Regions from separate parts of the Mus musculus genome. Here all the other regions are linked to region 3. Evidence: chromatin loops called from intact Hi-C (ENCODE). Cell type or tissue: left cerebral cortex. All regions are shown on one strand. Each heading gives the region's core, and the rest is flanking DNA. Links, peaks and the distances in the headings are about the cores only.

Region 1 (10,433 bases), core at 836-8,835, 320 kb before region 3:
CATGCATGGCAGTATGTGAGTGTGTGCGTGCATGGAGGTGTGTGAGTGTGTGCATGCATAAAGGTGTGGGAGTGTATGCATGCATGGAGGTCTGTGAGTGTGTGCAGGCATGGAGGTGTGTGTGTGTGCATGCATGAAGGTGTGGGAGTGTGTGCATGCATGGAGTTGTGGCAGTGTGTGCATACATGAAGGTGTGTGAGTGTGTGCATGCATGGAGGTGTGTGTGTGTATGCATGGAGGTGTGTGTGTGCATGCATGGAGGTGTGTGTGTGCATGCATGAAGGTGTGTATGTGCACGCATGGAGGTGTGTGAGTGCGTGCATGCATGGAGGTGTGTGAGTGTGTGCATGCATGGGGGTGTGTGAGTGTGTGTGTGCATAGAAGCCAGAGGTCAGTCCCCAGTGTCTTCCTCCATCACCCTCCACCTTATTGTACACACATTTGGACTTGAAATTTCTCTTTGTGAGAGAGCCGGTACTTTTAAAAGTTCTATCAGGGCCTGTAAAGATGGCTCAGTGGTTGAAGGTGCTTACCACCAAACCTGAAAACCTTGGTGTGATCTCTGGAACCCACAGGGTGGAAGGAAAGAACTGATTCCCACAAACTGTCTCCTGACTTTCACATGTGCACACACACACACACACACACACACACACACCAAATAAATAAATGTAATAAATATTTTGAGAATGGCATATTTATTTTTTGAAATTCAACTGAAGCTTTTTAGAAAAAGAAAAACAAATATTACAAAGTAGAACTTTTTTGGTTTTTGGTTTAAAGATTATTTATTTTATATGAGAACACCATTGCTCTCTTCAGACACACCAGAAGAGGGCATCAAATCCCAATACAGATGGTTGTGAGCCACCATGTGGTTCCTGGGAATTGAACTCATGACCTCTGGAAGAGCAGTCGGTGCTCTTAACTTTTGAGCCATCTCTCCAGCCCACAAAGTAGAACTTTTACAGATAACCAATCAGAGACCATTCATCTGAGCTTTGTCTTAGCATTGACTATTTATAGGCTCCTGGTCACCTGATCATTTATTGTCTGCCATTGTTTTATTAAGATATAACTCATGAAGATGGAGAAATAGCTCAGGAGTTGAGAACACTGGCTGTTCTTGCAGAGGACTCAAGTTAGGTTCCCAGAACCCACATGATGGCACACAACCATCCTTAACTCCTCGAGAGCTAATGGTCTCTCTGGCCTCTACAGGTACTGAGTACATGTGGTGTACACACATACATTCATACACACATGCAGAAAATGCTCAGATACATCCACTAAAATAAATAAATCTTAAAAGTATTTTTAAAGATAAAATTCACATGATATAAAATCCACCTCTTCAGGTGGTGCACATTTGTACGCAAGAAGGTGAAGCAGGAAGATTGCCGTAAGACTGAAGCCAGCCTGGGCTACAGCATGAGACTGTCTTTAAAAAAAATAGTGAATAAATAGATAAATTAAAAACAATAGTAAAGTTCATATTTTAGTGGCTTGTGCCACAGCCATTACCACTGTCTAATTCTAGAACATTCTATTATTCTCTAAGAAACCAGTGACCAGAAGCAGTCCGTCCCCACACTCCTCCGTCCCCCGGCCCTGGATACCACCAGCCTATCCCCATGGTCTTGCCTGTTTGGGGGGACATTTCATATGAATAGAATCACCTAATGTGTGGCCTTTTGTGTATGGCGTCTCTCCTTCAGCAAGTTTCTAATGTTTATCCACATACATGTTAGGACATGACTACCATGTATGAATAGAGTTCTGTCATATGGGGATATCGTATTTCATCTGTTCATCAGTTGATGGACATTGAGCTACTTCCAACTCTAAACCTTTGTGAACAGTGGCACTGTGAACAGCATGAGGCTTTGTATATAAAAGTATAGTTCCAGTTCTCTTGGGTCTATATCTGCCGTGGCCAGTCTTACCAGCTTCAGGGATTTTGAACCACATAAGAGAACGCCCCCCTGGGCATGTCTGTGAGAGTTTCCAGGAGGGCTCAGCTGAGGTAGGAAGGTCACCTTGAATGTGGGTGTCACTATTCCAATGCTGGGGTCCCAGAATAGGAAGGAGGCACACAGAGGCTCTGTCTGTCTGTCTCCGCCCCACACCTGAATGCAGAGACAGTGTGACCAAACACCTCATGCTCCTGCCGCACAATTGCGAGCCCACACAAAGGGTTAGGTTGCTTTGGCCAGGTGGTTTGAATAATGAATGTAACACCTAAAACTGGTATCTTCAATACCACATCCCTGACAACACATATTATTGCCTGTGTTGTTGCAACTGTCATAGAGAATATAGTATAGTACTAAATGTGGTTTTAACTAACGGTGTTTACTCTTTCCACGTCTGACTTTAAGGCCATTTCCACATCCTCTTTCCGGTGTGGTCATGCAAATCACTTGCCCTCGTTTAAAACCAGGTTGTGCGAGGAGAGTTCTTTCTACGTTATCCACACACACACACACACACACACACACACACACACACACACCCCAGTCAGCTAAGTAGCCTGCAGGTAGCTGTCTTGTCCTGCTGTTTTTACATTTTTTTGAATTTTTATTTCCTTTGAAGCACAAATTTCTCTTTTCAGTGAAACTCAACTTTTGCTTGTGCTTTTATATCATAAGAAGAAAACATTTCCTACCTGGAGTTTGAGAACCATATAGTTTTAGGTCTTGCATTTTGGAAGCTGATCCACTCTTTTTAAAAAACAAAACAAAACAAAACAAAACAAAACAAAACAAAACACTGCCTGCTTGGGACCGGGATCCCAATTTGCTTTGCTTCGTGTAGATTTCCAGTTGGTCCAGCTTCATTTCTTGAAAAGGCCATTTTTCCTGTAGGCTGTCCTGACACTCTTGCCAAAAAACAATTACCCATAATTCCATGGGTTTACTTCTGGCTGCCCAGTTCCTCTTCGTTGGTTTATGTACTAATCCTTACACTGGGACAGAACAATTTGGATACCAGAAACTTAGTAGTCAGTTTCAAAATCGGGAGGTCTGAGTCCTCCAGGTTCAAAATTCTTCAGAACTGGGTAGGGGGTTCTGTTTGCTTTCTTTTTGTTTTTATCCAGTGTCAAGCATAGTGGTATACAACTTCAGTGCCGGCTTCTTGGACGTGGAGCCCTGGATGGCACAGTGAGATGCTATCCCAAAGGGGAAGGGGAAGTACTGCTTTGTGTATTCTGGACTGTGCCTTTAAGTGGTGCCACCCACTTGTTGGGAAACTGTCACCTGGGTGGAGATTTAAAGCTGTTACTTGGTGCATATAAAAAGTTCCCCAGGGAGGAATAGGGAGGTTGTTCATTGTAAGTCCATCTAAAATTCAGGGCTGTGGTAACTGAATATGACTCCCCACAACTGCCAGTAAATGTGACCGCTGGGTTGTTCTTTGCTTGTTTGTTTGTTTGTCTGAATGTAACAGCTTCTGAGTAAATAGGACTGACTGGCATATTGCTAGACAAATAGTGAGTGTAAGGCTTTTAGAACTGTCAAGATGGCTCAGCAGGTAGAGGCTCTCACTGCCAAGCCTGAGGCCAGAGTTTAACCCTTAGGAGCTACATGGTAGATCATACAAGCTGTCCTCTGACCTCCATGTACATGCCATGATCTCTCTCTCTCCCTCTCTCATTTGTGTGTGTGCATGTGTGCTTACATGTGTGTATGTGCACAAATGCATGTATATGCATGTGTCTATGTGCATGTGTGTCTGTGTATGTCTGTGTCTGTGTGCATGTGTGTCTGTGTGTGTCTGTGTGTGTCTGTGTGTGCCTGTGTCTGTATGTGTCCATGTGCATACACATATGAGAGAGAGAGGGAGGGTTTTTAAGAAACAAAGCTTTGCCCTGGATTTACAAATGTTGGTGGCACCTATCAGCTTTCAAAAGATTTAAATCATCCTGATTTTTTCCTATGTAAATAAATATTCCCTTTAATCTCCAATTTTCTATTGTTTTGCCATTTTTAAAAGTGTAACTTTCAAAAAGTTTTGGCTTCAGGTCCACCCAATGACGCCTGGACCTGCCCCTCCACAACTGCTGTCCAGTCCACCTTCAAGCTGATAGACACCCAGCACTCACTAGTGTGCCACAAAGCACCCCACAGAGGACCTCAGCTGCACTGCAGAGGCCCCTGTCCTGTGCTGCTCACATCCTCCTCTGCACAGTGCTCTCCTGACCATCTTCATGTGGCATCCAGGGAGCAGAGGGAGTTCCATGTGAAGTCTATAATGATGGATGCTGTTGTCATGGGTGCAGTCGTGACAAAAACCAAGGCCATGGACCCAACTGCAGTTTCTCTCTCCTGCATGTTTACAACCCAAGAGAGCTCACGTAGAGAGACTTCATAAAGATCAGCTAGCCACTTCCCCTCTACCGTACCCAACAGACAGGATGAGGTCCTGGGTTGCCAGCAGTAGCATCAGAGTGCACACTCCCTTATATGGACCCCAGATTTCCTGTGCATGTGTCTATGCCCGGCCCTTTCTCTATTTCCTTGATTTCCTTGCTGACCCCACTCAGGGTTCAAGCAGTAAGTTGACCTCATCATCCCCGCTCAAAATCTCATCCTTAGAGGCAGCAAGAAGGGGAAGGGGATCCTTTCCCTCCCAAAGGCTAAGCTCAAGGAGGCCTGATCGCCTGTCCCCCAACCATGCTGGTGTTCTCTGGCTGTGGACCAGCAGGAATCTAGGAGAGAGAGAAGGAACTGGAGCTGGTCTAAAAGATGGGATGGGGTTAATCCTGAGAGAAGGGGGAAGCAGGGATAAACATAGAATACTAACTCATTAAAAACACAGAAGGCAGCAGTGGTCTCACATAGATGTGGAAGCACAGCCTGGAGAAGGGAGGTGACTGCTGTATGCAGCCAGTGAGCTGCAAAACAATGTTTGCAACCAAACCTGCCTAGGAATTTTTACGCCTCTAGGGACAGCTTGTGAAGACTGTCGACCATAGTGTCCAACCTGTGGCCCATGGGTAACAGGATAGATGTGAATGAGACACAACACAAACATCCTAAATTCACTTAAAATGTTCTAGGATTTGTGTGTGTGTGTGTGTGTGTGTGTGTGTGTGTGTGTGTGTGTGTACTGCATGGCTCTGGAGTAGGGATGTCACACAAAATAAAATCATGTATACTCCAGTAACCCGCAGCCTGTGATTAGACACAATATTACATGTGTAGCCCAATATAGATAATGCTTCATCTTATGTGATTGAGAGAAACCAAGACAGATTGATGGACATTCATGTTACATGTTTTTGATGGCCATGGCTAGGAACGTAGCTTCTAATGGCATCTAGTGAATAGAAAGAACCTGTTATCCTGCCTATTATAAGAGCACAGCATCACAGGTTCTCTGGTGCAGTGTCTTCAGTATAGAAGTTGAAAGGCCCTGGTCTTATCTCTCTCACACACACACATACACTCACGCATGCACGCGCGCGCGCGCGGACACACACACACACACACACACACACACACACACACACGCAGGGTTCTTCACCTTAGCTCTTTTCTGCTTTTCTCTGGAGCCTCTGTCTCACTGTAAGAAGCAGCAGCTGCAGGCAGCTCAGCCCAACACCATAGTCACCATCCAAGCTATAAACCAGTAGTCAAGGTCATCAATTACCCACAGTGTCACTTCTAGCCCCTGGGTTTGCTCCCTGTTGCCCACTAGAGGGAGTTCTGACTCGGGAAGAGGACACCTGCCAGCTCCAGGACCCATCATCCCAGCAGGTAGCCAGAAGCTGTTCAGCTGGCCAGTGTAGGTTAGATTCCAGGCCCCGCCACAAGATGGCAGTCCAACCCACCAGGAACACAGAAGCTTCTGACCCTGGGAGAGCAACAGAAACCCTGTGCCAACCTGGACAAAAGCCTGAGGGGCTGGACTTGGGCCAGTTCCTGATCCCAGCAGGTGTGCAAGTGCCAGGTGTGACAACATAGGCACAGCTTGCCTTCAGGTACCCCTCACATTTTTCTACTTCCCATCCAGCCCAGTTCTTCCTTTGAGCGGAGCTATTCCCACACGGGGTGGGGGGTCAGGGGTAGTGTCTTTCCACATCCCAGCACTTCTACTTCTTCAGCTTGAACCAGAAACATCCCAGAGAGCATAGGAGTTAAGGATGCAGAGACAAGAGCTAATCCCATCTAGTGATAAGTCTCTGAAGCACGGGGGAGTTGAGTAGCTTTCTTGAGGTCACAGTTAGTCAGAGATGGGACACTAGAGACTAGAACCCAGGCAGTCTATTCTAGTTCTTGCTCAGAACCCTGAGACATGACGGATCATCCTCAACCAGCCACAGCTACCACAGATAATTTTGTGGGGGGGGGGGGGACGGGGACTGTAAGCCTTCCCTTGTGAAGGGGCAGGCAGCTATACTGTGGATGGCTGAAAGGCAGGAAGGGGTGAGGTTTTAGCATTTCTGCGGAAGAGGCTGGGCTTGATCAGCAATCCCCACCCCCGCCCCCTTGCAACCTCGATTCTCTGTTCCTTGTTTTATTTTTTTCCCCCTGTGCTTTCATCTTGGTTTTTCTGGGCTTTCTGTGAATGTCAGCCTTCTCTTGGTGTGAAGGGGAGGTGAGAGAAGGGACGGTTTATGCCCTGCTTGGGGTACAGAAGAGGGAGCGCTCCTTGAAGCCTAGGACCAGGGGGTGTCATCAGAGATCAAAGTGGGACTCTGAAAGTGGGGCACTTCGGGGAGGGTTCCCCCATCTGAGCCCAGCCTGCTTAGCTCTCGGACTGTGCTGTGACCCCTTTCCCATGCTCTCTCCCTCCAGCCCTGGCACAGCCATGTTTTTCTGGCACATCCTCCAGAGTTAGAGTCTTCGGTACCCAACTTTCTCCACCGGAAGATTTTTCTCTGTCCCTCCAAGACCTGATCTTTTCTCCGTCTGCTTTCTCCCATGCCCAGGTCCCACCATAGTGCCCACTGCTCCTCACCATGGAGTAGAGTCTGACTGGAGCTTAGTGCCTACCTCTCAGAGGTTCTTGGTAAGTCCTCACTCAAGACTCAGTCTCAGTTAAAGAGTCTAGACATCTGGAGCCTCTAAAGCCAGGACTCTAGGGTCCCAGCCGGTTTCCTTTTGCGAATCACTTCGACTTCAGTGAGGGGCTTCCCTGTCTAGGGCTCTGTGGAAAGAAGCTCTGGAGGCACACGCAGTCCTTTGATAAAGAGAGCTGAACTAGAGAGACATTTGGAGAGCCAAGCTCTGCTCCTATGTGGCTTTGCAGACAGGGAAGAGGGGGCAGCCTGAGCCCCTGTGGCTGGCTCCTCAGGTTTCCTGAGGAAGAGTCTAGGGAAGCCCCTTTGTCGGTCTGCCTCTTGACCGTTCACAGCTGAGATTGTACATGTCCTTGTCTCTGCATGCCTCTTTTTAAAAAAAATCTCACTTCCGGGGTCTCTATTAATCTTAGGATTGGGCTGAGCATCCTGAAAGCCACTGTCCTAGGGATCTGAATCAGGGCCAGGCTGGAGGTGCATCACTCTGGACCAGGAGATGGGACAGACTCTGGCCAGAGAGAGAAGGGCACTGAAAGCCATCTATCCTGCCTCACTCTGAGACCAAAGGGAATGGCTGTCTGGAGGAACGCTGTGATTAGTTTCTGGAGGGAAGAGGTCTCCTCAGACTTTTCTCCTCTTTGTCTGTCCATCTCTGCCCCTTTCTGATAACTCTGCCTCTCTGCCTCCCGCCTCTCACCCCCTCTCTACCTCCCCGCACTTTCCCCCTGTGACATGAAGATCTGTTTTAATTAGTGCTGTGATTCCCACGATCAGGTGGGGAGATAGGTCACAGGTTTGTCCCTAGGCTCGCAACAGTGCCTGGGGGTCAGTATAGACAGACAGCTATCTGCACTGTTAGCCAACAGGTAAGAGTCTCTCGCTTCTTAATTAAATCCCCTGTGCCGGGGCAGCCTGTTCGATTGTAGTGGACAGGAATCAATAAGCATCTTTCATAGCCCAGTGGCCTCTGGAGCTGGGCCTGACCTTCCAGTCCCTCTCAATCCCACCTGCTCACTTCTTTAAAAAGCTGGGAGTCCCTGGAGGTTGAGAGCTGGGTCTGACTTGTCCCGTGTGATTTTTGTACTTGGTAGAGAATCTGGAGCAAGTACGGAATGAGAGCTAATGACTGTTGATTAAATAAACCTAGGGGTGAGTGGCAAGCGTGGGCCAGAAGGACTTTGAAGTTAGAAATACGATCTCTGTCCCCAGCATTAACTTCCAGTATGTAGGGACCACAGCCCTGGACATGCATGGCTCACCACCCAGAGTGCCTGAAGGGGAGCGAGGCCGCCAGTATTCAAGGGGCTGAGCAGTCTTTGTGCATGTTTTCATAAGGTAGTTCAGTTTTCTGGGTAAACTGAGGTCTGTCTGTCATGGTTGTGACTAAGCCACCCTAGAATCAGGAAGGGTTCAAGGCCTGAAAGGGGCCAAAGGGATCAAGAGGGGCTCGGGATTGATCATTAATGGTGAGTTAGGACAGAGGGATGGTGAAAAAGGTATTATTTTACAGTCCCTGTAAGAAGTTATCTCTGAAAGAATCATTGGGCCTTCAGGCTTCCCCGGGAAGGGTCGGTATTAAAAGATTCCTTAAGAGGTCAGTCTCGTCCTGGTCAAGGAATGGCTTGTCTGCTCAGGGTATCAGATGGCTCCTGGGTTAGAAGAGGAGCTGGCCGCCGCCCTTCTCACCTCGGTGTGACGGGGGCGCGGGCCCAGACGTCGCTGGGAGCCTCCGCCCAACAAGTGGAGCTCCCCTAGGGCGGAGCGTCGGCGGGTCCCCACCGAGCAAGAGGCAACGAAGGGCGGGCGCCCCCAGCGCCAGGGTTGAGGGAGGCGGGGTTCGGTGCCGGCCTCGGAGGGGGGCGCAGAATCAGGGCTTTTTAGGACCCAGCGCGGCGCCTCCCTCCGGGGGCGAGTGCGGCTGCGCGCGCCGTGTGCCCGTGTCCGGAGAGCCGCGGGCTGGACGCGGACCGCGCGAACGAGCAAGCGAGCAGGCAGCGGAGCAGCAGCCCGGAGGCAGCAGCGGCGCGGCGGCGGCGGTGGCGGCGGTGGCCGCTCCGCGCCTCGCCTCCCTGGCCTCGCCAGTCTCGCTGCGCCGCGCCCGGACCTGCCACCCCCGCCTACCGGGCCCGACCTCGGCAGCGCCCCTCGCCTCGGCTGCCAGCGCCACCCGCCCTCCTAGAGCAGAGAGCGGAGTGCGGGGCGCAGAGACACCGGAGCCAGTGCCCGCCGGCCCCGCCAAGCAAACCCGGCCGGGAGAACCTTCGCTCGGCCCAGCGCAGCTCCGCAGCCGTCCGGGAGCTGTCCCTTCAGCACCGCCGCGGAAGCCTGAGTCCCAACGCAGCCCAGCGGAACCCCTGACCCAGCCCGAGCGCACAAGGTGCTGCGCTCAGCGGCCGCCCCGCGGGGCAGCACCCTGGTGCCCCTACCCAGGGGACCCGCCATCCCCTCCGGGAGGCGGGGAGAAGGAACGAGGAGGGAGGTCAGGCAGCTTCACCCGCCACCGAGGGGAGTAGGCAGATAGGCAAGGAGAGCCGAAGGGGACCGGTCACGCAGGGAGGAGAGCAAGCCGCATCCGTCCCCACCGCACCGGGAGCGCGCTGCAGCGACCACCGCAGAGCCAAGCGCGGATTTCTCGTAACCCCCTCTTTCCCAGCTGGGGCTGGTCTATCGGTCCGGCCCCCGAAACGGAGCAGCTGACCTTCCCCTAAAAAGCTTTGTGTCGGTTTCTCCATTTTCCCGCTGAGATGATACCGGGAGCCCGGCCCCCCCATCCTCTCTCCCCTCCTCCCGGGCCTCGCCGCTGAGCGCCGCCCCACTCCCTTCCTCCCTCCCTCTTTACCTCCCTCCTCTCTTCCACTGCCTCCTCCGCAGCCAGGCCAGCTCCCTCTCACACTAGGCGCCTTAAAGACCCTAGGGAGCCCGTGCACACACCCCTGGACCCGCACCTGCCTGACAGCTCCCCCTGAGGGAGCTTGGCTCGTTGGTTGGGGTGGGTGGCCAGAGCCGCGGTCCTCTGTGCCCCCCGACGGCTGGGGGGAGGGGGGAAGAGGCCCTGCGCCCCCCTCCCCGTCGCCAACTCCCCCTGGCGGCAGCTCCCATGGGTGTCGCTGGGCCGCGCCATGCCTAAGGGGGCGCCGCGATGGGCCAAGGGGACGAGAGCGAGCGCATCGTGATCAACGTGGGCGGCACGCGCCACCAGACGTACCGCTCGACGCTGCGCACGCTGCCCGGCACGCGGCTTGCCTGGCTGGCAGAGCCGGACGCCCACAGCCACTTCGACTATGACCCGCGTGCCGACGAGTTCTTCTTCGACCGCCACCCGGGCGTCTTCGCTCACATCCTGAACTATTACCGCACCGGCAAGCTTCACTGCCCGGCCGACGTGTGCGGGCCGCTCTACGAGGAG
Region 2 (10,433 bases), core at 1,147-9,146, 71 kb before region 3:
ATGACCATAGGTCAGTCAAAGTGCAGTGTCAAACCTGCCCAGCCCAGACTTCCACACCCCCAGAAGAGAAAAGATTTGGTCACAGCCGAGTAACAGCAAATACGCAGGGTCTGTGCCTTGCGCGGCCATACTCCACAGGCCTCACATCCACAGGACGCTCCCCAGGGTGATGGCGCTGGAAAGAAGCCTTCCATCCTCCAAGCAAAAGGCAGGTTCGATGACACAGGTGGCCCCAGGAGCTCTGGGACCGAGATCTCTCTGCCAAGCCTCCACGCTGTCTTTCTAGGCAGTCTGGCGGCCGAGCGCTTTCCCAGAATGGATGCTTTGCTCTGGATGCAGGGTCCTCCCGAAGTGCTTCAGTCCCTCGGGTCCTCATCCCACAGCTAGCAGTAGGCCCCTCAGGCACTGCGGGGAGACCCTCCCTCCGCACCCTCTCCTCCTTGCTGCAACCCAGGATCCTCCAATCCAGGACCCTAGCTCGGGCCGCCGCCTCCCAGCTCCCTGCCACCCACGCAGACGCCGGGAGCTCCCGGGTCTCCTCGCCCCTTCGTCTCTGCCCTAGCCCGGGGGCGGAGCCACGTACCCAGGCGAAGAGCACAGCAGCGGCAGAGACAGTCTCGGAGGCGCAGGACTCCCGCGCCATGCACACGCTCAGCCGGCGCTTCCGGGAGGGCTGACGCGGGGCGGGGCCTCGGAGGCCAGGGGCAGGGCGAGTCCGGGAGCTGGGCGCGGTCAGCGGGATGGAGGCGGGGTAAAATTAGGGATTAGGAGGGGCTAATGGGACTGGAGCAAGACGTAGCTAGGTATGGTCCTGCCCTAGAGCGCCGGGACTCAACCAAAGCACTGTCAGCAGGCACCTCGCGGCCGCCAGGGAACACACCCGGAGGTGCCTTACTACACCCACACTCGTAATTCTGCACCATGTTCAGTAATCTGGAAAACTCGCCACCTGTCCCACGCTGCCCAGAGCAGATGACCTGACAGGGGTGCAACAGCACGGTGGGAAGGGACCTGAACTGAAGATGGCAAGAGTCCAGTCCTGAGTCTTCACGAAGCTACCTTGGCCCGCTTCGCTGTGCGTTTGGGAACCCGAGAGTCTTGGGGAGCCGTGTTAGCCTTCCACAGCGGAAACCCACTACTGGTGACACAACTGGGGCTGGCTATTGTCTGATGTGCCCCTGCGTTCTCCCTACTCTCCGCGGCCCCGCACCATCTGCCCTAATTCTAATCACGAGCATAGATAATTCTCATCCAAGATAGATTTTCATACAATACAGCTTTCTATCAACGTTGTCGTGATGTTGGTGAGAGTTTAGTAATACAGTGTACCAGTGCACACTGGGGGAAATGGAATTTGGAATCTGGAATCTGGAAGGAGGACAAAAAGATCATGTCCCATTTAAGGCGATGATCTGCATTCGTAGCTCTGGCCCCTGTACAGACAGGTCTCAAGGCCTCGCCTTCCTTTTCTTCCTAGACCCTCACATTGGAAAATGTGTCAGGGAAGCTTCTGTCTAGGTCTCACCTGTTCATGCTACTGACATGTTACTGTCTGCTGTGTCTTGTGAGGGAAGCCACCCTTGGTCTTTCCTCCTCCACACTGTGGTTTCTTGAAAAGTTTGGTGGTGGTGCTTAGAAAGATCCAGACAAGCCAGGCAAAGCTGCTCTTACTCCAGAAAGAGAAAATAGAAGCCGTGAGAGATTCCATGTGCTGTTCACCGGTTTGCTGTTGCCATTTTGATCACTTCTTTCCAGCCTGTTCTAATAGGAAGTCACAACAGGGTATAATAGAAAGGTGTCTTACCAGCAGTTCCGGAAGCAAGAAATGCCAGTAACTTGCACATTGCACGGTAAGGTGGACTTGTGCGGGTCTTGTGCATGCTGTCAACAGTCTCTGGTTTTACAGACAAAATCCCAGCACTGAAGAAGAGAAGTGGGCACAAAGGCCCCTCCCTGACGAAGAAGCTATTTGCAATCAATACTTCATGAGAAAGAGAAAACCAGTTGTCTCCAATGGGACGATTGGGCATATCAGTCACCCTCCTGGGTAGGTCCCATGCTCAGGAGTAGCTGACCAACATAAAACAGACTCCATGTTTCATGTGTGGTTTTGGTTGTCCTTGTTATGGTTTGGTGAGTGTGATGGTTTACATATGCTTGGCCCAGGGAGTGGCACTATTTGGAGGTGTGGCCTTGTTAGAGTAGGTGTGTCGCTGTGGACGTGGGCTTTAAGACCCTCCTCCTAGCTGCCTGGAAGTCAGTCTTCCACTAGCAGCCTTCAGATGAAGATGAAGAACTCTCAGCATCTCCTGCACCATGCCTGCCTAGGTGCTGCCCTGCTCCCACCTTGCTGATAATGGACTGAACCTCTGAACCTGTAAGCCAGCCCTGATTAAATGTTATGCTTATAAGAGTTGCCTTGGTCATGGTGCCTCTTCACAGCAGCAAAACCCTAACTAAGACAGTAAGTTTTGTCTTTTTGGGTTTTGTTTCAATTTTTCCTGTTGGAGGTGTTGAAAGAGAACATGAGGAAGGACCTGGGAGGACTTGGGGGAGGGGAAAGAATATAATAAAACTATATTGTATAATTTTAATAATGTTTAAATATAATAAAAGTAAAATAAGGTAGGAGAAACCAAACCAGAGCTTAAAGTGCAGGTATCCAGAAATCTGGATGGATTCCTGCCTAAAAGATGAGAGAGGCTGAAACGGATCCTGATAGGATAGTTATGTGATCACTGCTCTATCAGTGTGACAGTGTGATGTGACTCCCACCCATCTCAAGTCCAAGGAAAGATGAAGCAGAAGGACCAAGACATCATTCAAATTGGAGGATTTCTCATGATGAGAAATATGATAGCCAGCCACCAGACAGGGCTGAGAGCTGGTCAGAGCCAGAGACTATGGGAGTTCTGTCAAAGTCACCATAAGCAAATTGGCAGAGTCTTAGAGAATCTATAGGGATCAAATGACACCCATGGAACAGTTGGCCACCAGATTCCCAGAGACTGATGGAGATGAAGTCCATAGCCCAGGCAGAGGAAGACACCATTATCAAGAGATGCTGAGGCCTTGTAAACCACCCAAAAGAGCGTGAACTGATACTAACTCTGACAAGAGCAGGAAGGGCTGGCGCCAACTCACGACACGCAGTCTAACAAGAAACTTTCCTGTTTCCTCCGGCTCCCTGCTACCTGCCACCTCAGGTCCTCACAGACACCAAGTACCACAATTCCACTCATCTCCCAGTTAGTGGGAGAGGGGTGTGAGGAAATAAAGAAACTACTGAGCACTCGTCTTGGTCCTAGAGGAGAAAGATGGCCCTGCTCTTAAAGTTTGAGGTGTTCATTACTTAGTACAGAACTTCCTTTTGTGGTACTTCCCATAGAATCCAAGGCATTATCCAGGAGAGAATTCTAGCACTAAACTACATCCCTAGCCCAGGTGGGACCTTTAAAATGCTGACATGAGACAGGGGTAGGTTTCCTGAGGTTTCACTGAAGGTGCAAAGACGAGCCACTTACAGAACCAGTTTTATTTATTAGAATTTGGGAGGTGGGGTGGTTTGAACACTTGGTCCCCACTTGATGGCACCGTTGGGGGAGGCCACAGAGTCGAGAGAACCAAGGTGCAGCCTCCAAAGCCAGGCTCTGCTTTCGACAGAAAGATTACCAAGCCGCGGATCAATTCTCTCAACTAGAAAAGGTGTCAAAAAATTGTTTTTAATTCTAACTTTTTACTGTTTCTTTGTGAATTTCACATTATGCTCCCCAATCCCACTCAATCTCCCCACCCCTCTGTATCTTCCCTCTGCCCTTGCAACCTCCCCCCAAAAGGAAATAAAATACAAAAATACAAAAATAAACAAAACAAAGCATAGAACACATTCTCGTCATGAAAGCTGTAGTGTGTCCCACTGTACACCCTTTGACCATGCATCTTTACTTGCAAATGTTCATTGCGGTGAGTCATTGGTCTGGTCTGAGGCCTCTGGCTTCTGCTACACGATCAATGCTGGATCCTCAATAGGATTCCCCTCAGATATTCTGTGGTTGCCCTGTGTCGTAGAGATCCTGCACCTTTGAATCTGTAAAGCCAGCCTTTTCACATCTCTGAAAGCCAGCAGTTCATAGATGGAATAGATGATGGTGTGAGCCAACTCCAAGACCCAGATCTGGGCCTGGGTGATAGCTGAGTTGGTCACCCTGCCAGCTCTCCCACACCCACACCACCAGATGGCTCTCCAGCACTGCCCCAGCTAGCTCACACAGTGCTGCAATGGGCAACCTCTCCAGCTCTCAGACTCTCTGGGCCAGCTCACCCACACCCATGCCACCAAGATCCAGCTCTACTGTGCTACCTAGTGGAGGTGCAGGGCCCACTCTCCCTAGTGCTGCAACTCATGGGGGGCAGGGCCAGCTCTTCTGCTCTCATGACCCCAAGGCCAGCTCTCCCAACTGATATGGGTGGCAAGAGGCAAGGACGTGAAAGGCATTATCCTCATGCCCATAGCCTAGGAGTGTCCGGGCCATGTTTTTCATGTTCATGCCCCTGGGGCCAGTTCACCCACACCCCTGCCACCAGGGCCAGCTCTACTGCGCTGCCTACATGAAGTGCAAGGCCCATTCTCCCAAGTGCTGCAGCCAGTGAGGGTCAGGGCCAGCTCTCAGAAAAGACTTTTTAGGTATATTTTAAGTCATTGGAGAGCTTTCAAAGCAACAGGAACTCAAGGGGCTGTGACAAGAAGACAAGGGATTATGCCAAGTACTCTTTCTTTCTTGAAGCACTTGCTCATTAGCTGGCAATGACTAAGAGGCTAAGAATGTGTGTTGAGAGCAGCAGTTGAGACACTGAGCATTGATTTTACAGTACTGGGGTGATTGAATTAGGGACAGATGCAGAAATCATGTCCCCTGATGCACACTTAGGTGGGATCCCTAAAGGGCTACACATTGAGAGCAGAGGTGAACCAGAAGTAGACCAGCCTCACCAAGCTGGAGCTGGGCTTCTCATTGGCTCCATCCCCCCATTGGACCAAGAAGATCTTCCCATGCCATAATAAATACTCTGCCTGATGGACACAACAGTCATTCTCTCTGGAGGGAGAGAGAATCATTCAGAAACTCTGGGGGTATCCTAGTTAAAACAACCATCATTAATGTTTCTTTTACATGTGGATATTAAGAAATGGGAGTTTAGAAGAGGTTACCAGACCCCTTGGAGCTGGACTTAGAGGCAGATGTAGGCTGCCAAATGTGGGTGCTGAGAATCATCAACTCAGGTCCTCTGCAGGAGAAGTGAGTACACTCCACTAATGGACCGTCTCCTCAGCCCCATGAATCTGCTGCTTACAGAGCCTTCTCATGACATGAATCTCTCCAGTAACTCAGCGCAGGGGATGTAGTTCATGGCCAGGTGGGGAACACAAGAGGGAAACCTTCCCAAGAAGTAGTGATAGTGGCCAGGTATGCTCGGCTTTATAGAGTTTTATAGACACACACTTTAAAGCAGTAGAGTGATGTATATTTTTTATTGTATATTTTGTGATTTCTTTTTGTAAAAATATTTTAAAGTGGTATACAAAGTAATGGGTTCCATTGAGGCATGTTCATACTTTGTCTAACCCCCAAGGCTGATTCTTTGTACCAACCATCATCACTGCTAGGGTCTCTGAACTTATAACATTGTGAACATAAAATTGAAACTGTTTTTAATGTGTGTTTGATTAAAAGAATTGGGGGAGGGGGTGGCAAAAACTGGCTCAGCAAATAAAGGGGCTTGTGGCCAAGCCTGACAACTGGAGTTTGATTCCTGGGGCCCACACACATAAAATAAAAGTTTTAAATGTGCTTTAAAAAAAATACTTCTTGAGATCATGAACTTTAAGTTTATTACCCAGTGGAACAAATTCTTAAATTATAAGTGTATGTGGCACTGTAACATGAAGAGTGAAATGGACCACTGTTATCTTTTTATCCACTTCCTGGAAATGAACATACGGTCTCAGTTATTTAGTGCTTTTGAGAAGTCCTGGCTTTCTTCTTTCTGTGGTTTAGAAGCCAACTTAAAAATGAGCAATAATTCTGTGCATTTTGCTGCATCTTGCTACTTATGTAATTCCAAATGCCAAAGCATGAGATTAAGGAACGCAGGCACTCTGACGATTAGCATTTGTGTTTTCTTCAAAAAGTCAAGCACGCTGCTGCTGTCGAGGAATGGCTCTCCAGGAAAGAATTGCAAGCCTTGCTTTTTGTTTGAATCTGGCCTGGTGTTTGAATAACTATTAAAAGATTCTTAGGTGTTTTGAAGACTCCAAGGCTCTTGGAACCCTGACTTGCCAAATATCACAGAAGCAGAGCAGAGACAAAGTCAAGCCCTTCGCTTATTTTTTCTATCCTGAAGTTACAAACGGTAAGGTTGTGGCTTTACAGTTTAAAGTGCTTTAGTCAGAGCACAACCAATTAAAAAGCCAATAAGTGATTCTTCAGCACCACCAGAGTCTAGTGGAAATAACCAGAAACAGCAGACGGCACTCTCTGTTTGCTGTCGGTAGGATTTCTTTATAGTGCTTTCCCTGGTAATCAAGCAGGCTGTAAACTAGCTGGTTTGTACTTCAGGTGATTTCAGAGCTAACGTATCTACTTGCGGACGGATGCGTGCTCACCAGCTGTTAAAGTGGGTATGTTTCTAAAGATCTGAGACGGCTGGATTACACTTCCTTGTAGAGCATGGGGTGAAGCGCAGCTTTCAATAGTTTCCTCTGAATCCTTAAAAGGTGTTTTTAAAAATCTAGTGTGAAAATATATCTAGTGGGCTTGAGATGAAGCCTGTCCAATGGTATATAATTTCACTATTAATGGGAAAAGCAGAGGTAGGGTCTTCTACTTTTTATTGTATGTGTATGGGTGTTTTTGCTGCATGCATATCTGTGTACCACTTGCATGCCTGCCTGCTCTCTATGGAGGCCAGAAAACACTGGATCCTCTGGAACTAGAGTTACAGATGGTTCTAAGCCACAGTGTGGATGCTGGGAAGCAAACCAGGGTCCTCTGGAAGAACAGCTGGTACTCTTAACTGCTGAGCCCTCTCTCTTACCCTGGTAGTGAACTCTTAAACTGAACTGTAGGATCTTTCTGTCTCTGTCTCTGTCTCTGACTCTCTCTCTCACCCCCTTTGTGTGTGTGTGTGTGTGTGTGTGTCCTCCTCCCTCTCTCTTTCCCTCTCTCCCTTCTTCCTTCTCTAAAATCCTTCACTCTTTCTCTTTCCATCCTTTATGACGTGTATAGCTTTATGAAGTTTGCTCTGTCACATTCTCCTATCATGCCTTGCTTCACCAGTGGCTTAAACCACGGGAACAACTTCTAATGGACCAAAGCATCCAAGAGAAACCTTTTCTCTGTATAAGCTGATTGTCCCTGACACTTTGTTACAGTAGTGAAAAGCTTATACAACTGCTTATGCGGACACCACATGTGCTCCAATCCTCACAGCTCTCCCTCGCATAAGTACAGTCTCAGATACAAACTGCTCCCTTTGGCCCTTCTCCATTCCCATCCCCATTTCCTACCCTCTGCACCACCCCACACACACACACATACCTTCTCACTATATCCTAGGGTTACACCTTGAAACAAAGTGCCAGAAAGCACTGGCTGAGTCTTGGTGGCTTCTACGTCCCTGTCTGACACAGCACTTGAAGCCAGCTTGCACTTTACTAGCCATGCTCTAGCGCAAAGTCATCCACACTTCTGTTTCAGCGAGTCCCCTTGAAGTCTAGTGTGTGACTGTGCCTGGGCTGTCACACAGTCAGTAATAGGTAACAGACACATTCATCGTGGCATCCAGAGAGGCCATCCACTAATGATGGGCTGGGGAAAATGGCATCACCATGAGTCCAGCTCTGGCCAGTGTCAGACAACTCACCCATCAAAGACGGGCATTTGGTAGAAAGGCCATGAATTTGAGAGGGAGGGGTTGGAGGGAAGAAAGGGAAGGGAGAGAATGATTCAATTACATTTTAATGAAATAAAATATTTTAAATGTGTGTCCTGGGCATCACGTGGCACGTGAACTATATTTCCCTCAGCAGGTTCCAGAAGACAAAACAGAAGTAGAAGATAAGCAGTTCCAGGTGTGCATTTTCAGAGAGAGTGAGTGATTGAATATGGAGAGAGGCGAGAGACATTGCTAAGCTGGGAGCTGCTGTCCCTCCCCAAGCAGGTCTTCAGGGGAAGCAAGAACTAGCCCTGGCTCTAGACTGATGCTCAAAGGCTTTTTGGATATGCACTGGAAACCATCACACACTGGGCCACCTGGTGACCCTAGCGAGGGCATCACTGATGACATCAAGGTCATACCGCAACTCATTCATGGCACTAGTTATGCTCTTGGTGTCTCTGAGAACCTGAACACTCTGTGTGTACGGGTTGTACTTCAGTCCAAACGGGCGCTTCACGGTCTTGGCAAATTCTCTATTTAAGAAAACAAGGAAGGGAGTGTTAATTTCTGTGATAGTGGGTGACAAAACTAAACACAGGACAGAAGACCTAGTCACACAGAGACACAGACACACACAGAGACACACACGGACATACACTCAGTCACACATACAGATACACACACAGAGAGACATACACAGTTATACACATAAGCACAAATACAGTCACACACAAACACACAGACACACACACACAGACAAAGACACACACAGAGACACACACAGACACACACACAATCACATACACAGTCACATACACAGTCACACAGACACACACACAGTCACACATACACAGTCTCACACACACACACACACACACACACACACACACACACACACATCTACTTTCTCTGTCATGACAGCAGAGGTCCCAACAGACTCTCCCACTGCACCCTCAGTGTGAGAGCATACATGAACTGCATCTCCCTCTCCCCTTTCCCTCCTCCCTTATCCCTTCTTCCTCTCCCTCTCCATTTCCTTCTTCTCCATCCTCCCATACTGGGCGTTAACCCCATGTCTTATGCCGTGGAAATGATCTACTACCCATCTCTTGACCTCTTGGTTTCACTGAGAGCATCAAGCCCAGTCACTCTATCTGTCAGTAAATAATGGCAATACTGAACCACATAGTAACAGACTCCTCCTTCTCCTCCTTCTCTTCCTCCTCCTCCTCCTCTGCTAGGCCTTACATAATAAAAGAGGGAGGAGAGAGAGGGCGGGGAGAGTCTTACCCTCCTGTACTTGTGTGATTTTTCTGTCTAGAAAGTGTCTAGGGTCCTCTCAAATGACTTGAATTCTCCCTTTCCTCAAGGTTTAAAATCTGCCCCCTTCATCAAGCCAATATTTGAACCTCTTATATGGTACCCTACAAAACAATCATGTTGAGGACCCCTAAGGATAACAGCACAGCCAAGAACAAGTGTACATGCTTGGAGATGGAATCCAGGTTCCCATCCATCTGCTCTCCCCATCAGGGACCACTACAGCTTTGCACAAGGATGCCATCTGTGCTGGAGAAACCCCAGCTGCTATCGTTATTTGGTTCTGTGCACAGCAAGCCCCTGGAAGATATGCATCATATTCAACCCCTATGGTCTGCCCCTGTTCTCATAGTGTGGCTTTAAGACAACCTTTATCACATGCTGTTTTCTGGATCCTGCTTCCACAGTGACTTCCTCCCTGCTACCTCTGTCTCAGTCCAGGTTTTACTTTCACCTGGAGTTTGCAAGGATCTCCTAAAAAGTGTCTGTGCTCCAGTTCTTCCCCCTTGACTAAGTGCTTAGCGGATGAGTCAGGAGCTCTCAATGCACTGAACTATCCCCACGCCTCTCTATCTCTTTGCATTTCCATGCTGTTTCAGCCTAAAACTTAACACGTCTAAATACTAGCTAATCTCCCCCCCACCTCTCTCACTTGCCTCTAAGATTTCTGTATGCTCCTCCAGCTGGAAAGGAGACCAATGGCTGCAAGACAGTGTTTTCTCTCTGTCTCCATTCTTGCCACTTTTCTTTTTTTCCCCATTTTTTATTAGGTATTTAGCTCATTTACATTTCCAATGCTATACCAAAAGTCCCCCATACCCACCCCCCCACTCCCCTACCCACCCACTCCCCCTTTTTGGCCCTGGCGTTCCCCTGTACTGGGGCATATAAAGTTTGCAAGTCCAATGGGCCTCTCGTTCAAGTGATGGCCTATTAGGCCATCTTTTGATACATATGCAGCTAGAGACAAGAGCTCCGGGGTACTGGTTAGTTCATATTGTTGTTCCACCTATAGGGTTGCAGTTCCCTTTAGTTCCTTGGGTGCTTTCTCTAGCTCCTCCATTGGGGGCCCTGTGATCCATTCAATAGCTGACTGTGAGCATCCACTTCTGTGTTTGCTAGGCCCTGGCCTAGTCTCACAAGAGAGAGCTATATCTGGGTCCTTTCAGCAAAAT
Region 3 (10,433 bases), core at 759-8,758:
TCATTAGTGCTGATTTAAACCTTACATCAACTTCAATTTTAGCACGCACTTGTGGAGTTTTAATCTTTCTTTGATTTGATTCTTTGTTTGAGTCAGGGTCAAGCTATGTAGTCCAGGCCTGCTACTCGCCATCTTATGCCTCCACTTCCAGCAGCTAGAACTATAGGCAGGTGCCACGGTGCCCAGAAACTCTTGTTTGGTTGGTTTTTGTTTTTAATTCTTTTATCTGAGATTCATCCTAGTACACTGAAGTGTGCATACATGCTCTGCAAACTTACTTTTCTCTTAAAATCTCAGGTGCAGGAAGTTGAGTTAGCTGTGTCTCGTGTTTATGGAATCTTCTGAGTTATCACCCACTCAAGCGTCCCTGCTCCTTCTCTCACAGACTCACTTTTTATAACCAGAAAGTAGCTTTATTCATTTTTATTTTCTCTCCCCCCCCCATACCCCTTTCTGTTGACCTTGAATGAAAACACAGCTCAGTTCATGCTTCTCTAGTTACTCATAGGTAATCAACAGTCTTGTGTGATTTTCAACTATAACCTTAAAGACTTAGTTTAGTTAACCATGATGACTGCAAACCACCCAGCTTGGTGTTAAAGCCTTTCTACCCCAGGGGAAATGATTGCAGAATATGTCTTTTTTTTTCTGCAATTATTTTTTACAAAATGGGAGTGGCTGGCCCTTTTGAAGGGCTGAGATTATCTGCAGAGAGGCATCTAGAGTTGATGCTTTCTCAGTGGGAAGTGATTTTGCCATCAGCCTTTGTAAGTCGTATTTTACAGTGAGTCAGAACTTACTGATTTTTCTCTCGGGGAGGGCACAGGGGACTGAAAGCTGGGGCCTCACCTGTGCTTGGCAGTCATGCTTAGCACTGGGCCATAGCCCAGAATGCATTGGTTTTTATCTAGTTTTCAACTTCATAACTGAAACCATACACAGCGCTTTCTTGCTATCTCGTGTCATATTCCAATTCCATCTCTTCTTGTCTCTTTCTTTAAAAGAAAAGAAAAAGAAAAGAAAAGCAAGTGATGTCCCCTGCTAACCCACAGGCCCTCAACCCTCAGTGTGACTGCCCTGTGCTCTCAAAACAACAGTGACAGCGACAAAGTGCATTTCACAAGTATTTATTCAGCACATTGGGATGTTTAGGGATCCAGATTTTAGAAAATATCTCAACCCAGTAGTTGCTCCTCTTCTCGGGGGGCAGCATGACTGGGAACAACAGGAAGAGAAAACTCAGTATCTTTTAGGCAGGCCAGCAGGTCGGAAGTGGTTGGGGTCTTTGCCACTCCGGCCCCACTCATTGGCAAACTGGTCAGCTCTTGAGTCCTCTGCTCCATGTCCCGTGAACTTCTGAACAGCCTCTCTGGCATCGCTGTAATTAGGATGGACAAGAAGATTTTTAACCAAGCCCACAGGCAGTAGCTCCACCCTCAGGACTCTCTCCTCCTGGCTGTGAGGGGAGGGAGAGGCTGGTAGGACCCTGCCCAGGCTGTCAGCCTCACACTGGATGAGCAGCAGCAGCAGGAAGTGGGGGGGTCATCCACAAGCAATCACATGACCACCAACCCCTTCCAGTACTATGCACAGAAAAGAGGAAGATCGAGAGGTAACGGGTAGTATACACAGGTTGCAGAAGAGACAGCTCCTTCCTGGCTGTCCAAGGCAGTCAATCTCTGTTCACCCAGACCCGTGTTACCTGATGACTTTAGCAGCCCAGGCTCCCCCGGGACCCCTCCGGGCAGCATCATAGTTCCCCCGAGCATGGAAGTATTTGTCTGAGTTTTTCCAGTTAGCTTTCTTCATGTCAGAGTAGGCTCGCCACATGTCTCTAGACCCTGGAGAGGGAAGAGAGTGATGGCGGTGGTTGTGTTGAGGTAAAACAGAGGGCTACGACGTCTATCCAACTCATCCCAGCTTTTCCCAAAACCCACAGAAATGTTGCTAGCTTGAAATAAATAGTTCTTACTGCCCAAAGAAGTACATTGGAGCGGGTTTTATCCCAATGGACTCCCATCTTAGCTCTGTTGCTGTTTGTCTTTGTTTTTGTTTTTTTGTTTTGGTTTTTTCAAGACAGAGTTTCTCTGTAGCCCTGGCTGTCCTGGAACTCACTCTGTAGACCAGGCTGGCCTCGAACTCAGAAATCCGCCTGCCTCTGCCTCCCAAGTGCTAGGATTAAAGGCATGCGCCACCACTGCCCAGCTTTTTGGTTTGTTTTTGTTTTTTGTTTTGGTTTTTTCATGCTGTTTGTCTTTGGCTGTTCAAAAAGCGTGTAAGAAGAGGAGAGGTGATCTCTAGGGAGTGCGTCATCATATGACAACGGTCACCATAAGAAGCTCTCTCTGAAATGGTCCAGGGGAACTTCTAAGGTGTGAAATGAGATCGCTTCCCTTCCTCCTTTCCCCTCCCTCTGCTTCCGATCCTTTCCTTTCTCTTGTGTTCTCTTTTCCTTTAGAGACAGCCTATGTCTCTGTGTATCCCTGGATGGCCTGAAACTCACAATCCTTCTGCCTCGGCCTCCCAAACGCTACAGTTACCACCGCAGCCACAGTTCTTGCCTAGCACAAAGCAATGGGAGAAACTGCTCTCCAGGCAGAGAGAGTGAGCGCAGCTCTGTTCTGAGTCCACCTGGATGTCCAGGATCTATTTCCCCCAAGCAGTTCTCAGCACTCCTTCAGAGGTAACAAGGGGAACGTCTCTGCCACAGACTGCCACAAGCAGGATGATTGACACTCTGGTGGCAATGGACACACTAGGTTTAAAACCCCTACCTCCTCTCCAGGAACAGGGAAGAGTGCTATCCACCATGGTGCTTATGCAGAAAAGCTGAGGGAAACGCACGAGGAAGTCCGTGGAAAATGCTCATTTATTATCGCCCCGCCCCCTGCCCCCTCTGCTCATTTACTACCGCCCCGCCCCCCTGCTCCTCAGGACGGTGCCACAAACAGAAGGAAGATCTAAACTAAGGACCAGGAGAGTGAGCTGCACACTGAAGGAATCAGATCCAGCTAATGATAAATGGGAAATATCAAAGGTAGTGAGTTAGGGAGAAAGGGGAAGCCTAGGTTCTCTTAACTTTCATTGTGAGGCTGAGTTGTGGTGGCACACACCTTTAATCCCAGCACTCAGGAGGCAGAGGCAGATGGATCTCTGTGAATGGGAGGCCACCCTGGTCTACAAGGTGAGTCCAGGACAGCCAGGGCTCGGTTACACAGAGAAATTCTATCAGAAAGAAAGAAAGAAAGAAAGAAAGAGAGAGAGAGAGAGAGAGAGAGAGAGAGAGAGAGAGAGAAAGAAAGAAAGAAAGAAAGAGTCTGACTGACTGACTGTCTTTTGTTGTCTTATGGCTGGTGGGCTATATTTCCCTTGATGACAGTTTCTTGTCTATGTCTCAGCCTCAATAATAGACCTATGTCCCAGGTAAGTAAGTCACTGTCTCCTGTTGACGGTGGAGCTGCCTTCCACCCGTGCCATGATCTATTCCTTCTCAGGTAAATAAGTAAGTGTGTGCTCAGAGCTGTATAGTGGCTAACCTGGGCTAAATTCTGCTCTTCCAGGGGTTTTCTAAGTAAGATAGCTTACGTATGCTCTTTGTACATTGGTTTCCTTAAAGGGTAGTAGTGACACCTACGCCACAAGATTAATTTTAATGTATGGAATTCATTTCCATACATTATGCTCCTTGGACAATGCCCACTCTGTGTGGCAAACTTAATTAGCCTTGTTTGCTGTCTCTGTGGGTTGTCACCTGCTGCCCCGGTTTTCCCCCTCCGCACCTTCCCTGGAACCAGATATAGACGTGAACTGCTCATCACTCTCCACAAGGGGGCAGTAGAGGCCTCTTCCCCACTTCTATTGGGGAGTCTACATCTTTGACCTACAGATTTCACCTACATTCCCGTGGAAAGACTGCTGTACAAACATTACAGGATCTGAGATTTGGGATCCTCACAGAAAAAGGTCAACACTGAGCAAAAAAGCTACAAACTTCTCAGGAAGAGCTACACCGCCACTCTATGGGGATTTTACAAGCATGTTTGCCCTTGATTATGTGGTCCCTGCTCAAGTAAATTCTTAAAACTCAGAAATACAACCTCCAGCCCCCATCCTTGAAGCCTACCTTGACCAGCTTCTTTCATGAACTGGACCCATCTTTGGCTGTCAACTCCCAGGATCAAGATGCAAAGAATGATGGCAATGGAAGGCTTCATCCTGCTATAGGGCCAGGAAAACAAAGATGAGCATGCCATTTCGTGGGGTGGAGGATGCTTCTGCAGTGCTGAGCTATCTATCCTTGCACACTGGTAACAAACCCCACTGGATTTCATACATAAACCCACACACATACAAACAAAGATTATAGGTAAGGGGATTTCAGGGAACTCTCTAGTTCTCCATTTCCTTGTATTTCATTAGAATCCCACTATCTAAGGGTTTGCAAATGGACCATTAATATAAAGCACATTGCACTCCAATCATGCCAGCTGAAACCCAACTGTAAAGGAAGTTTCCAGAGGGCTATGTGGGGGCTTTCTAACCAACATAGCTCCCTGCATTCTATCTGTAGAAGGCTATTGCACCCTTCCCTGAATTCACACAGAAGCACACTACAAGTTCCATGCAGAAAGCATAATATCCAGTGAATTCTAACCATCTAGTGGATTCAGGATAGAGATAGAACATTAAACACAACAAGCAAATGCTGGCGGGGAAAAGAATCTGCAAAGAGGAAATGCTGGAAAGTTCTGGCAACTCACCTCGTGCTGCGAGCTCCTTCTGGGACCCCAGGTGAGTGGCTTCTGTCCTTTGCTGAGGAGATGTGGCCGAGGATATCTATATATACTGTCACTCCACTAATGGAGCAATCCCTGTTTGATCTTGCATAATCCCACTTACCCATAATTTCTCTTTCAGAAGATAACTTTTCCTTCATGTACATCTTCTTTCCCCAGATTGCGCCATCTAGGCATTTCCAGAAATGTGGCCAGTTAGGACTTTCTGAAGTCTTCGCCATCCTGGTTGGAAATAATCAAGACAAATGCTTTATATCCAGTTTCTTGGGGGGGGGGAGCAATATTAGAAAGAAAAATATGAATGTGTGATAAATCATGGGATCCAATCCAAAGGCTAAGCTAATGCCCTTTCAAAGCTCAGTTCAGGTTTAAGCTGGAGCCTTAGGGAACAGGAGGATGGGAGGCAGAAGCTGGCATTTAGCACCCAACGCTGCGGAAGATCTCCAGACTCCAGTATACTCCATATTGCTATGGAAGGTCAGGGAGCAGACGAAATCTAGAGACTTTGATTAACCAGGGACACTAAACAATAAAACAATTTGCTTCAAAGTCACAAAGAAATAACACACCATAAAGATGAGGAAGGCTCCCTGGATGCTAAATTATCCTAACAATGGATTCAGGCAGAAAGTGGCAAGAGGAGACACAGGAATGCTGGGAAATGACATCAGGAAACAGCTGCTAGAGCCAGAAAAGCAGCTCTAGGTTTTGCCGTGGGAGTTTATCTTATAAGAAAGCCATTCAGACCATGGTCTTCTCTCCTTTACTATCCCCACCCCTTTACGCAAAAGAAAAATTAAATGTATTGAGTTCCCTAGAGAAAGAAGGACGGTATAGCTGCGACGTGGTAGGTGTGGTGAAGGTATCACATTTGGCCTCCTGCTCTAAGAGCCCTGGGCTGGAAGCAGAGGAAAGCAGAGGGGCTAAAAAGAGCCCACCCAGGAGGCAATAGCTCAGGGGTGTTCCCCAAGTTGTTTGCTACCAAGAAGAGAACTGTGGCTATCTCGTTGGAGATACAAGTTGATGTAGATAAACCTCGTAAGCTGGAAGGTGGTGAATAATACCCGAGAAGAAGAAGTAACAGCCTAGAAAAATGAGCGTGTAGAACTTTCAGTCATACTACAGGCCAGAGGATGCTATGGTGCTGTGGCAGACATTGATACATGTGACGCAGGATGGAGCAGACCAAGCGTGGACACCATGTTAGAGAATTGTTGTCATACATTAAAGCCTTGAAAAGAAAAAAATGCCTCTTCCTAGATTTGGCCTTTATTTTGGTTATTTTGAGCTCTGTGACTGAAAGGGAAAAAAAACTGTTCAAAGATTTTCGTCCCTTGGTCCTCAGCCAAGACACTGCCCAAGCTGCCTTTGGCTTAGGAAAAAGATTCTTCCGTGGCTGGCTTGGCTCACGTTGTCCTAGCAGTAAGCAGCTACAACTTCCCACAAGCCCTGGTTGCAAACCTCTTTGGGGAAGTGCTTCACAGAGAACTGTGTGTGAAACCTGCCGCCTCCTTTGTTCTGACTTCCTAGGCATAAACATTTGGTTCCGGGATTATGTATTGACTTCCTCAGCCACTTTAGACTCAAAACTCACCTCCCAAGTATCTACTTTTTCAAACCCCTCTCATCCCCCCTTCCCCTTCCTCCTTCCCCTTTCTCCCCCTCCTCCTCCCCGTCTCCCCCCTCCCTCTCGTCCCTTTTTAACCTGGCTTTATTTTATGTGTATTTTGCCCAAATGGATGCATGTGACCCACATGAATGCCTGGTGCCTGTAGAGGTCAGAAAATGATGTCAGCGCCCCTGGAACTGGAGTTATAGATAGTTGTGAGCTACCATGAGTACTGGGAATTAAACCCAGGTCCTCTGGTAGACCAGCGAGTGCTTTTAACTGCTGACCCATCTCTCCAGCCCCAACCCCCTTCTTTGATAGAAGGCAAGTGAGTATTTTTCCTACACATTAAGAAAAGCAATTTGCATGGACTTTTTCTTTACTAACAATGGTTTAACTAATCCGTTGAGAATTCTTTTAAGCTTTTTATTGATTCTTCGTGAAATCTGAAGTGCACACCCAAGTCCCGCTCATCTCCCCATCCCCTCATATCCACCCTTTACCCTTTGCAACCTTGCCCGAAATAAAACACATCATCAACAACAACAACAACAGAGCATAGAAGCTAGAGTGTGTCACTGTGTCTCTCCAATGTATTCTTCTGTCCACACATCTTCACTTGAAAATGTTCCTCGGAACAAGTCCATTGGTCTGGTTCCAGATCTCTGGCTTTTGTGACAGTACCAATACTGGGTCCTTTTTTGGGATTTCCCCCAGCTATCCTGTTGCTGCCCTCTGTCACTGGAGATTCTACAGCTTTGGGTCAGCATAACTGTCCCTTGAATCCCAGCCATTCTCAGATGATATAGATTGTGAGCTGGGCCAACTCAGAGCCCTGGATCTGGGCCTGGGTGTTCACTGAGCTGGTCTCATATTCACACTGCTCATGACCCTGGGAATAGCTTTCCCAATTGCCAGAAGTGACAGGACACAGGAGGGACATCACCTCTGTGCCAGCACCACCCCTATGGCAGACAAGTGAAGGGTCAACTCTCCCACACTCCTGCCACCAGGGCCAGCTCCACTATGCACAAGGCCTGTTCTCCTGAATGCTGCTGCTATTGGTGAGAGATGGGACCGGCTCTCCAGAATGTTGCAATCAGTGAGGAGTGGGGACAGATCCGCACAGCCCCTGGACATCCACGTGGTCCTCTAAGGATGCTCTGACCAGGGATATCTCCATGTCCTCTAGTGATAACATAACCCCTGCAGCTAAATATCCACAGACCCAGACATGCTCTTCACCATCATCTCAGGCTGGGACTTCACCGTGGTCCCAAGTGGCCAGGCTGGCCACTCCCAACAGGCTACTCCTCTCCACCCTGGAGTCTCCAGCTCTATCTGTTTGCATAATGCTCAAGCTGCTCCACTTCTCTTTCTCTCCCATCTGTCCAGCACAGACTCACACACTGTGGTGGAGCCCTGGGTGACATCCTCCATCTGTGCTCCGTGGCATGGCGGTCTGCAGGTGTCTATCTTCCCCCTTCAGCGCTGTGCTGCCTGGATATGATTTGATTTTTATGAGTCCTGGGCATAAGACATCTTTGGCAACCAAGCCAGGCTTCAAGCTAGGATGAACAGAGGGCTGCCATCTGCTCTGCCCCTGACTGGTATAGGAACAATGCCAACATCAAGGTGCCTATGCCCATTGCCAGGGGAGCATTGAGAATTTTGTCCTTTGAACAAATTTCCTTCACATCTCCCAACCCCACCCTCATCTCCCAGCCACCCAGCTTGATGCTTTCTTCTCTCTTTCCCCTCCATCCAATCCAGTGTGTGTGAGCCAACTGCTCTTACGGATGGGGCCTGCCCAGGAGTGTGGCCAGCAAGAGGTCAGTCATTAAAGAAAACCAACCCTTCCTCTGCTAGCAGCTATCAAATGCCAATAGCTTCTCACCCCCGGGTGGGATTTTGTGCCCACCCCACACCGTCCATGCTAAGATTTTTATCTGCTTTGAGCTCACACGGGTCTTATGCAATGCTGTCACAGTCCTTGTGAGTCCACCCTCTTGTGTCTGGAAAACAGTTTCCCTGAAGTCAACCATCACCTCTACCACTTGCCTTCTTTCTGCCCCCTGTTCCAAAAGGACCCTCGAACCTTGGGGGTGGGTGGGTGTGATGGTGTGTCCGAGGATATTTTTCTTTATTGTTCATCTTTATTTAGTATCACATAAGGTTGCCCTGTGTTCACTGTGCCTGTGGGTTGGGATCTTGTGAGGGCTGTGTCATCTGTCTCACTGTCGCACAGATTCTTCTCTTGGTTCCTTAAGCAGGTGATGAATAGTTAACAAGGAGCTTACCTGCTGAACGTTCGCACTGGAGGAGCACTCTAAAGGACTCCAAATATTTGAGGACAGCATGCTAGTTTGGATGGTACTGAGCCTAGCACCACGTGAGTAAACACAGATTGGCCCCGGTGTGTTGCAATGCTCCGGGTCATCCAGAAACAAGCTGCAAGCAGACCCAGCATAAACTTACAGTAAATTGACCCTCCCAGAGATTACTTCACAGCACTGGATCATTGCCTGCAAGTTAAGCAGGACACTGCAAATAATAAAGTTGTAGGTCTAAATACAGCACAGCACGTTCTCTGAGCATGAGCCTAAATTATCTTCCTCATAAGTAGACATTTCAAAATGTGAGTCTGGGAATTCAAGAATTGCACAATGTCTTCTTTAGCACCTGGTTTGGAATTTTGCTAACTAATCTCTTTTTCCCTGGTGCCTACAGCCAAGAAGGCGAGGAGCCTCTAACTGCCCCCATATCCTGGAGAGTTAAAGTAAGGAGCTGAGCCACACCTCAGAGTCCCCGAGGTCTTTGAGGAGGCAGGAGCACCCAGCCCTCAGTCCCAACCTCTCCTTAGCCTCACTCCTTAACCTTCCACAGATGGAAGAGGATGGGACAACTAACCCACAGTGCCTGAGGGGCTCCTTAAAGCTACTGAAGTTGAAACAGGACTGCAGGGACTTTTTGTAGCCAACGGGAGCAAAGCTGTCCTTCTGTGGAAAAAAAAAAAGTAGTTGTGGAGCTAAATCTCTTCACAAGGGCTTCAGGCGCCCAGAAGACAAGGACAAAAAGAAGAAAGGGTTTCCTCAGCCCTCAGCAGGGCTCAGAGCAGGTTGCACAGCCTGCCAGCTGACCCCATATCCTGCCTGCAGACAGGAATATGGCGAGAGGGGTCTTGGGGAAGCCCCTGGATGCCTGCCTTGCTGCTTGCTCCCCATCTTGGTAATTTGGAAGGATGGAATAGCCCGCGCCATCAGAGTTTGAAGTGTCTTGGCAGAGTCTGCCAGACAGATGGAGTGATGTCTCTCTCACTTCTGTCACGTGGCCACTCGGGTTGGAAAGTTTCAAGTGAAGGCATTGGCTAGGTAAAGGAAGGCAACGCCTTACCCAGGAGGCAGTGGGTGCAACTGTTCTTCTCTCCGGGGATAGCCTCCGTTGCAGCAGAGGCTGATGGGAAGGTGAAACTCCTCTCAGGAGCAGCCACGGGCACTATCTCTGCAGAGACACCCCACACCCCCAGGCCAACAGAGAATGCTAGTGTGATTAGGAATACCTCAGACCCCCTGGGGCCCTATGATACTCCCTCCCAACAATACTCTATTCCCCCAGTCCTGAGGTTGGGAGGCCTGGTGGAAAGACTCCTCCAAGTCACTTGCACGGGAGGACCAGAGCCCTCACTCCTCCACAGGTCCTAACAGCCAGCTAGCCCATGATGTGGGAGGAGCACCTTAAAGCGGACCTGCCACTGGAGTTGAAAGAGGACTGAAGGGACTCTCAGTAACCAACAGTGACCGAAGTGAGATTAGAGATGGGGATCTTACCCTCATTGTCAATCCAGGGTTGGGGAAAACACAGGCACTTGGTGTGGTATAGCCTTCTAAGTCAATGCCCAAAACTGGCTGTGGTTAAGTAGCATGTATCATGTTTTAGGACTAAGTTCCTTTGCACCTCAGACATCTGTATCACACCCTTTCCTTGCAAGGATCAGAGATCATTGTAAAAGAGGAGACAGAAAAACTGCA

What was found. Peaks named below come from ENCODE experiments on the same cell type or tissue, not always from the same donor. Only the 100,000 strongest peaks of a DNase experiment are listed, where the experiment ranks them.
Region 1: a loop joins it to region 3, with 4 times the contacts of the local background. A loop is called at or near these places in 4 of 42 quality-filtered maps.
Region 2: a loop joins it to region 3, with 3 times the contacts of the local background. A loop is called at or near these places in 9 of 42 quality-filtered maps.

Annotation. Positions count from the first base shown.
Region 1 is chr7:46,387,512-46,397,944 of GRCm38, forward strand. It overlaps Kcnc1 (potassium voltage gated channel, Shaw-related subfamily, member 1), which reads left to right and starts at 8,957. Exons shown (of 4, transcript NM_001112739.2): 1 at 8,957-10,433. The coding sequence starts at 10,167. In left cerebral cortex, for the core only: a CTCF peak has its summit at 5,802 (motif pointing right); a DNase peak (open chromatin) is centred at 5,813; H3K4me3 peaks cover 307 bases; H3K27ac peaks cover 155 bases.
Region 2 is chr7:46,639,130-46,649,562 of GRCm38, forward strand. Tph1 (tryptophan hydroxylase 1) reads right to left here. Exons shown (of 11, transcript NM_001136084.2): 11 at 5,512-8,471. The coding sequence ends at 8,297. Sergef (secretion regulating guanine nucleotide exchange factor) reads right to left here and starts at 678. Exons shown (of 11, transcript NM_013789.2): 1 at 584-678. The coding sequence starts at 643. In left cerebral cortex, for the core only: a CTCF peak has its summit at 4,237 (motif pointing right); a DNase peak (open chromatin) is centred at 4,230; H3K4me3 peaks cover 314 bases; H3K27ac peaks cover 355 bases.
Region 3 is chr7:46,710,887-46,721,319 of GRCm38, forward strand. Saa3 (serum amyloid A 3) reads right to left here and starts at 4,790. Exons shown (of 4, transcript NM_011315.3): 1 at 4,761-4,790; 2 at 4,124-4,218; 3 at 1,703-1,841; 4 at 1,112-1,378. The coding sequence starts at 4,214. The coding sequence ends at 1,240. Gm31882 (a long non-coding RNA gene) reads left to right here and starts at 8,008. Exons shown (of 3, transcript XR_882072.2): 1 at 8,008-8,237; 2 at 8,676-8,797; 3 at 9,136-10,433. In left cerebral cortex, for the core only: a CTCF peak has its summit at 3,827 (motif pointing right); DNase peaks (open chromatin) are centred at 3,810, 6,173 and 7,809.